Linked DNA regions of Homo sapiens: region 2 is linked to region 1. A link is an interaction called in ENCODE POLR2A ChIA-PET data of the cell type or tissue named here. Cell type or tissue: MCF 10A. All regions are shown on one strand. Links, peaks and the distances in the headings refer to the core of each region. The heading gives the core; the rest is flanking DNA. Region 1 overlaps ZNRF1 (zinc and ring finger 1). Region 2 overlaps ZNRF1 (zinc and ring finger 1).

Region 1 (2,909 bases), core at 138-2,637:
ACTTCCAGATCATGGTTCTCCCTTCCTCCCTGAGGACACCAAATTGGATGAGAGCAAGTTTGAGAGAAGAATGAATCAACTGCTATCCTTCCCCTCACCCCTCAGCCCAGGAGGGAAAGGGCATTTTCTTTTTCATCTTTGAAAGGCATTGTGGGTCTGTCTTTAAAGTGTTTACAAAAAAAAATTATATAAAAAAAAAGTCTAGTGTCGACTGGTGTTTTCCCTCGTGATGTTTACAGCTTGCTGTTTGCTGCCCAGCCATAACCCACTCAGTGACAGACGAACACAGCTAAGGCCTCGCTGCCAGCCTTCTGACGGCGGGCGAGCACACGGTCTCTTCCCCTGCCCCAACTGGCCCTCTCCACCACCAACTTCTCTACTTTGGGTTTGTTTGGTTTTTTCCCTCTATTTTTCTGGCTGGTTTTTTGCTCTTTTCTCCCCTTGAGACCCTAATATCTTGACTTCATTGCCAAAAAACAACCCATTGAGAACTTTCTTCCTACTGATCCCATCTCTTTTCCCTTCTTTCCTCCTGGTTCCGGTCAGTTCAGAGGATTTAACAATCACAAGTGTCCTGCAAAAATGCCTGAACATTATTCTTAGGCCCTCGTGGATTTTTTTTTTCAGAAAACTTAAACAAAAAAAGACTTACTAAGAAATATGTACAGCTACCCCTGTTTTCAGGCACTATGTTTGAGAACATTTTAGCCATTGATGTTCACACGTGGCATCAGCCCATGCAAGATAGGTTTCTGTATTTATATATTAAAATACAAAAAAAAACTTATAAAATGTTTAAAAAAATGTTCAAAGCTTGGGAGAAAAGCTTTCTTCATTAGTCAAGGTGTTTTGATATGGTATTAAAATGTCTAATAAAAGATGGCACTGCGTGATTTTATTTTAATGAAGTGTTATACAATCAAGAAATGGGGGCAAGGGCCTGCCCCCCACTCCCTCACCTACCTCCTTAGCATTCCTTCAGGCTGCTACTCGGGGCTCCAGGTGTGTGAATTGGTCCTCAGATAGTCAGGCCTGGGTGGAGGGAGTGGCAAGTCAGGCGTGCCTCCTACAAGCTTCCTAACCTCTTAAGCATCATGGAACCAGTCAGCCCTCTGTGGAGTCATTGTGCTGGACCTCTGAAAAGATCTGCAGGGGCCAAGATGTTGCAGCCACCGGAGGCTGCAAGGATGTGGGTTCTTCCAGGTGTGGGCCCAGCCCCCCTCCTTCCAGCCTTTGCTCCCCATCCCACGTTCCACTCGCCCTGCCTGTTGTTCAGTTTGCGTCTCAGTGCTGACTCACGGGCATGCTTCATTGAGGCCCAGGAAGAGGCCCTGGTTTGGGGCTGTGCCAGCTCAGAGCCCTTGAACCAGAACCAACTGCTCAGGCTCACAAAAGTTGGCAAAATGCGGGCTGGGCAGGCAGCTCGGGGCAGGGAGCAGCAGTGCAGGCCTGGCCTGTGTCCCCGTGCCCAGCGGGCTCCCGGAGCAGCATTCCAGAGCCTCCTGCAGAGCCAGCGAAGGAAAGCTCTAGAGGGAGACGACTCCACCGCCTCTCTGCTCTGACCCTTCTCAGGCCCGCCTGATGTGCTGGACCATCCCCCTGCTGCCACGGCCCCTGGCTCCGCAGTCACCCTCCATCAGATGCTTCCAGAAGCACCTACTCTGTGCAAGGGCATTCACAACAGGCCAGTGGGCAAACGTGAGCCAGGGCCAGCGGAGAAACACTAAAGAAGACTCGGTGGTTCAGAGCCTGGGTCTCAGCGCGGGACCCGTCTGGGGTGAAGACCTTGGGGCTGTTGTGAGTCGGTGGCAGGAACGTGGGCTCTAGACTGTGCATTCAGGCTCTCCTACTTGGCAGAATGATCTTGGGGAAACGACTTCATCTGAACTTCAGATATTTCACATGTGAAGCGGGGACAAAACCATGCAGCTCAGAGGTCCCTGTGGGGGCTGGGGGAGCTGCCCTGCAGGTCTTGGCACATGCACAGCAGGCTCCCCATAGCTTTGTCACCACAAAGGGCACTGTTCTATTCACAGCACCTCCTGCTTCTGCCTGGCAACTGTGTCTCCCTGTGCTATATTTAATTCCACCAGCAAAGCTGGCGAGGCAGGGCCCAGCCCTGAAGGAGATCTCCTTGCCTGACCCCTGGACCTGGAAATGGAGGCTTCATGTGCCCGCCTTGGCGGCTTAAGCCTGCTGCTTTGGCAGTGCCATGGGTGAGCCGAGCAGCTGTGAGGTGGGTGGGGCAGGGCTGTAGCCCACGCCGGGTGCTATTCCAGGCTCTAGGGGCTGGTGCTCATCCCCACCCCCAGCGACTTCCGTCCTACCTGGCATGCTGCAGCCCTCTGCCGGCTGTGGTGTCCTCTGAATTTGGACCCAGGTTGCCTGCTCTTGTTGTGGGGGTGGGATTGGGGCTGTCTGTGTTTCCCAGGTGGAGCTCATGTTTGTGATCCTCTATCTGGACAGCTCTCCAGAATCCTGTGTTGCCCCTGTTCTGCCTTTCTGGGATGGGAGAGAAGGTGAGGGAGCCGGCGAGCAGGTTCTACCCTCTCTGCTAAGGGCCTAGCACACTTTGATGAGGTTCCTGGACGTGAGACCCTCACAAAGACCAACCATTCCTCTAATAGCCATTTAACGGTACTGCAGTTCATGGGAAAATGTCCTCATTCTTAGGAGATAGATGCTGGATTATATAGGTGAATGCCTTCAAGAAATGTGTAATTTAATTCCAAATAGTTCCCCCCAAAATACACAAAGCAAATAAGGCCAAAATGTTCATTGTTGAATCTGCAGTGGCTGGTATTTCAGTGAACAGTGTACTTGTTCTTTCAACTTTTCTGTATGTTTGGAATTTTTCTTAATAAAAGATTGTGGGAAATGGTCATTTGCTGAGCGCCTCCTAGTTGCCA
Region 2 (2,909 bases), core at 298-2,797, 97 kb before region 1:
ACTAGTGACTGTAATGTATTCCCCTCGGGAATAAGTAATAAATCTGTGTTATATTTGAGTACATTTTGCTCAAAATAAAGAATTTAACGAATTGTCTCATGCCAAGAGATTTTATGAGTACTTTGGCTGTTGGTAGTGCCTTACTTTCAGAAGGATAATTTTTGGAGAAATTTCACTTCGTATTTAGGTATGTATGGTCTCTCATCTTGGTCTTGGTGAATCAGACTTGTCATAGGAGTGCTCCAACTTTCTTGTTGGTAGTAGCTTGAGCCCTCTGAAAAGTAATTAATCCATACTTCATAAAGAGTTGTTCTGAAATTAGTCACCTCTGTACTGTACTGTTTTTTTTTGTTTTTTTGTTTTTTTTTTTTTGAGGAGTCTCGCTCTGTCACCAGGCTGGAGTGCAGTGGCATGATCTCCACTCACTGCAACCTCTGCCTCCTGGGCTCAAGCAATTCTCTTGCTTCAGCCTCCCAAGTAGCTGGAATTACAGGCATGTGCCACCACAGCCGGCTAATTTTGTACTTTTAGTAGAGATGGGGTTTCGCCAATTGGCCAGGCTGGTCTTGAACTCCTGACCTCAAGTGATCCGCCCACCTTGGCCTCCCAGAGTGCTGGGATTGCAGGCGTGAGCCACCATGCCCAGCTGGGAGAAGCTTTAACCTGGATTCAGGAACAGAGGTAGGAGAACCTAAGATCACAGGCCTCATCTGACGTGGTCATTTTGCACATACTTCTTAGCTTTTTGGAGATCTTTTCATTTTGTTTCCATCTTAAATAACCTTTTCCCTGTGGAGAAGGTGCCTTTTTTGGAGAGAGCCATTAAGATTCTTTTATCCTGCTGCCTGCCTGAGTATTCTGGGAATCCTACAAGGATTTGAGGGAGCCCTTGGGATTCCAACCTAACAAATTAGTTTTCTGTAATATTGTTCTAGTCCATTTAGATTGTGTAAATGATCTAAATGGTGTAACCATTTAATATCAAAAGTATAACAGCATTTAAGTCAGCTTTTCGAAGAAACTTTTATTTTTTAACTAAAAACAAACTTTTTTTCAGAGACAAGGTCTCACTATGTTGCCCAGGCTGGACATGAACTCCTGGGCTTAAGACATCCTCCTACCCTAGCCTCCTGAGTAGCTGGGACTGTGGGCACACGCCACCATGCCTGGCCAAAGACACTTTTTTATAGCTCTGCCTGCTGCTATAACAAGTGTTCCTAAATACCCATGTACATCCTATATTATTAGATTTCCTCAACTCTGGTTAGCTATGACTGAAACATTCATGCCATTGCAGCCAGTGCCCTGGAAAGCTATAAGCAAGTCTTAAGACCTGTGATAAGGGCTGACTTGCAAGCTAGCTGCCATCCATCTTAATATCTGACGAGCCCAGTCATGTTGGCTGTGTTTAATTGATCCATTTCCTACTTGCTTCCTCAACCCAGAGGCCAAGGGCAGCACAAAAGGATAGTGAATCTAAATGTCTCCAGTTTTTTGAGGTATAGGAATCTCCTATGAAGTGGCAGACCTTTGAGAAATAGTATTATGAGCTGTTCTGTTTTGCTGTGGCTTTGGAAAACCTTTGGATTCCTCTACTGAAAATTTGTTTGAAAAAAAAATCTTTTTAATGAAACAGTGTGAGTCATAAAGCAGCCACCACCCCTTCTCATAATAGCATTTCTCACCAGGGGAATTTTTGGTAGCTGTTGGGGGAGGGATTTGAGTAGGTTGTGGATGATAAATCCCTTGAGGGGAACATAACCAAAGGCTGCCATATCAGAACGCTGGTGCTTTCCATGCTGACACCAAGCCCTGAATTCAAAGTGCAGGACAGCAGAATAGAACAGAGAAGCCTGTGCTCAGTGAATTGCTGCAGTAGCATGACCAGTGAGACTGGAGTTTCAATTAAAACACCGTTGTAGTGTAAAAGGATCATGAGATGGAAGGAGGCCTTGGGTTAGAGAGCCAGAAGCCATTTATAGGCAGAACATCAGCTTTCTGGATTAAAGGATGGCTGTGGACCTAATGATGAGAATCTAGAGGTCATGGGGAATTTCCTTACTGTCTGTGCCCCCCTTTTCCATATGGTCAGCTTGGTGCTTGGCACTGATCATGGCACACTTTACAAAAAGTGGATTCATATAAGGTCGTCTGTGCTCTTCTAAGATTTTAGGTCTAAAGCATTTAGAGTGGCGCCCAGAGGAGACGCCACCCAGTCAGCCTCCTTGTGGCATAGTGAAAATGAAACATTTAGGGATACTGAGAGCTTAGAACAAGCCAGAATTATGATATCAAATCTCAGTTGCCTGTCTTAAACTTTTCTGCCAACCTAGCGTGAGTTTTAGCTGTTTTCAACTTCATTATTTACAGTTTCTCGGGACTCATGTCTGAACCACTATCTTACATAAGCTACAGACGGGAAGGGCTGAACGGTTATTAGAAATGTGTTAAGATTTGCTTTCCTTTGGAGAGTCATGGCCTGTCTTCTGTGTTTTCCTGGCTTTGTACTTTTCTTCAAAGCCTGTTACCGGTTCCAGGTCTCCAGAGCTCAATAAAGGGGAAACAGGAAGTGAGCATTTGATGCATAAGAGCCAGCAAAACATAATAAAGGGCACAGGCATGGAACCAGGAGAGAGAATTGTGGGAGTGAGTTTTCTTGAAGGCATCAGTTCTGTAGGATTAGAGATACATCCTTCAACAATGACTTTTAACTCCTTCAAACAAGGAAAAAGCAATTAGGAACCTCTGTTCAGAAAGGACCAATTTTTCTTAGGTTATATAGTAGAGGTTCAACACTTTCATATGACAGCATACAAGTAATTATAAAGTATCTTTTGCCTAAGGAGTTCAGAACACAGAGAAAAGTGATGATCACCTTTATAAAGGAGTAAGAATTACTTCTCTGTCTC

Evidence for each region. ChIA-PET counts read pairs that join two places held together with the same protein. Peaks named below come from ENCODE experiments on the same cell type or tissue, not always from the same donor. Only the 100,000 strongest peaks of a DNase experiment are listed, where the experiment ranks them.
Region 2: POLR2A ChIA-PET joins it to region 1 with 55 read pairs; 8 of 35 experiments call an interaction of 5 or more read pairs at or near these places.

Annotation. Positions count from the first base shown.
Region 1 is chr16:75,107,830-75,110,738 of GRCh38, forward strand. It overlaps ZNRF1 (zinc and ring finger 1), which reads left to right. Exons shown (of 5, transcript NM_032268.5): 5 at 1-2,909. Among named protein-coding and RNA genes, the nearest start is that of LDHD, 7.5 kb to the right of the region's middle. RefSeq lists enhancers at 1-6, 1,201-1,350, 1,381-1,460. In MCF 10A, for the core only: no CTCF peak of the experiment used is centred there; a DNase peak (open chromatin) is centred at 1,332.
Region 2 is chr16:75,010,361-75,013,269 of GRCh38, forward strand. All of the region lies in intron 1 of ZNRF1 (zinc and ring finger 1), which reads left to right. Among named protein-coding and RNA genes, the nearest start is that of ZNRF1, 13 kb to the left of the region's middle. RefSeq lists enhancers at 1,460-1,569, 1,880-1,969. In MCF 10A, for the core only: no CTCF peak of the experiment used is centred there; DNase peaks (open chromatin) are centred at 1,411 and 1,701.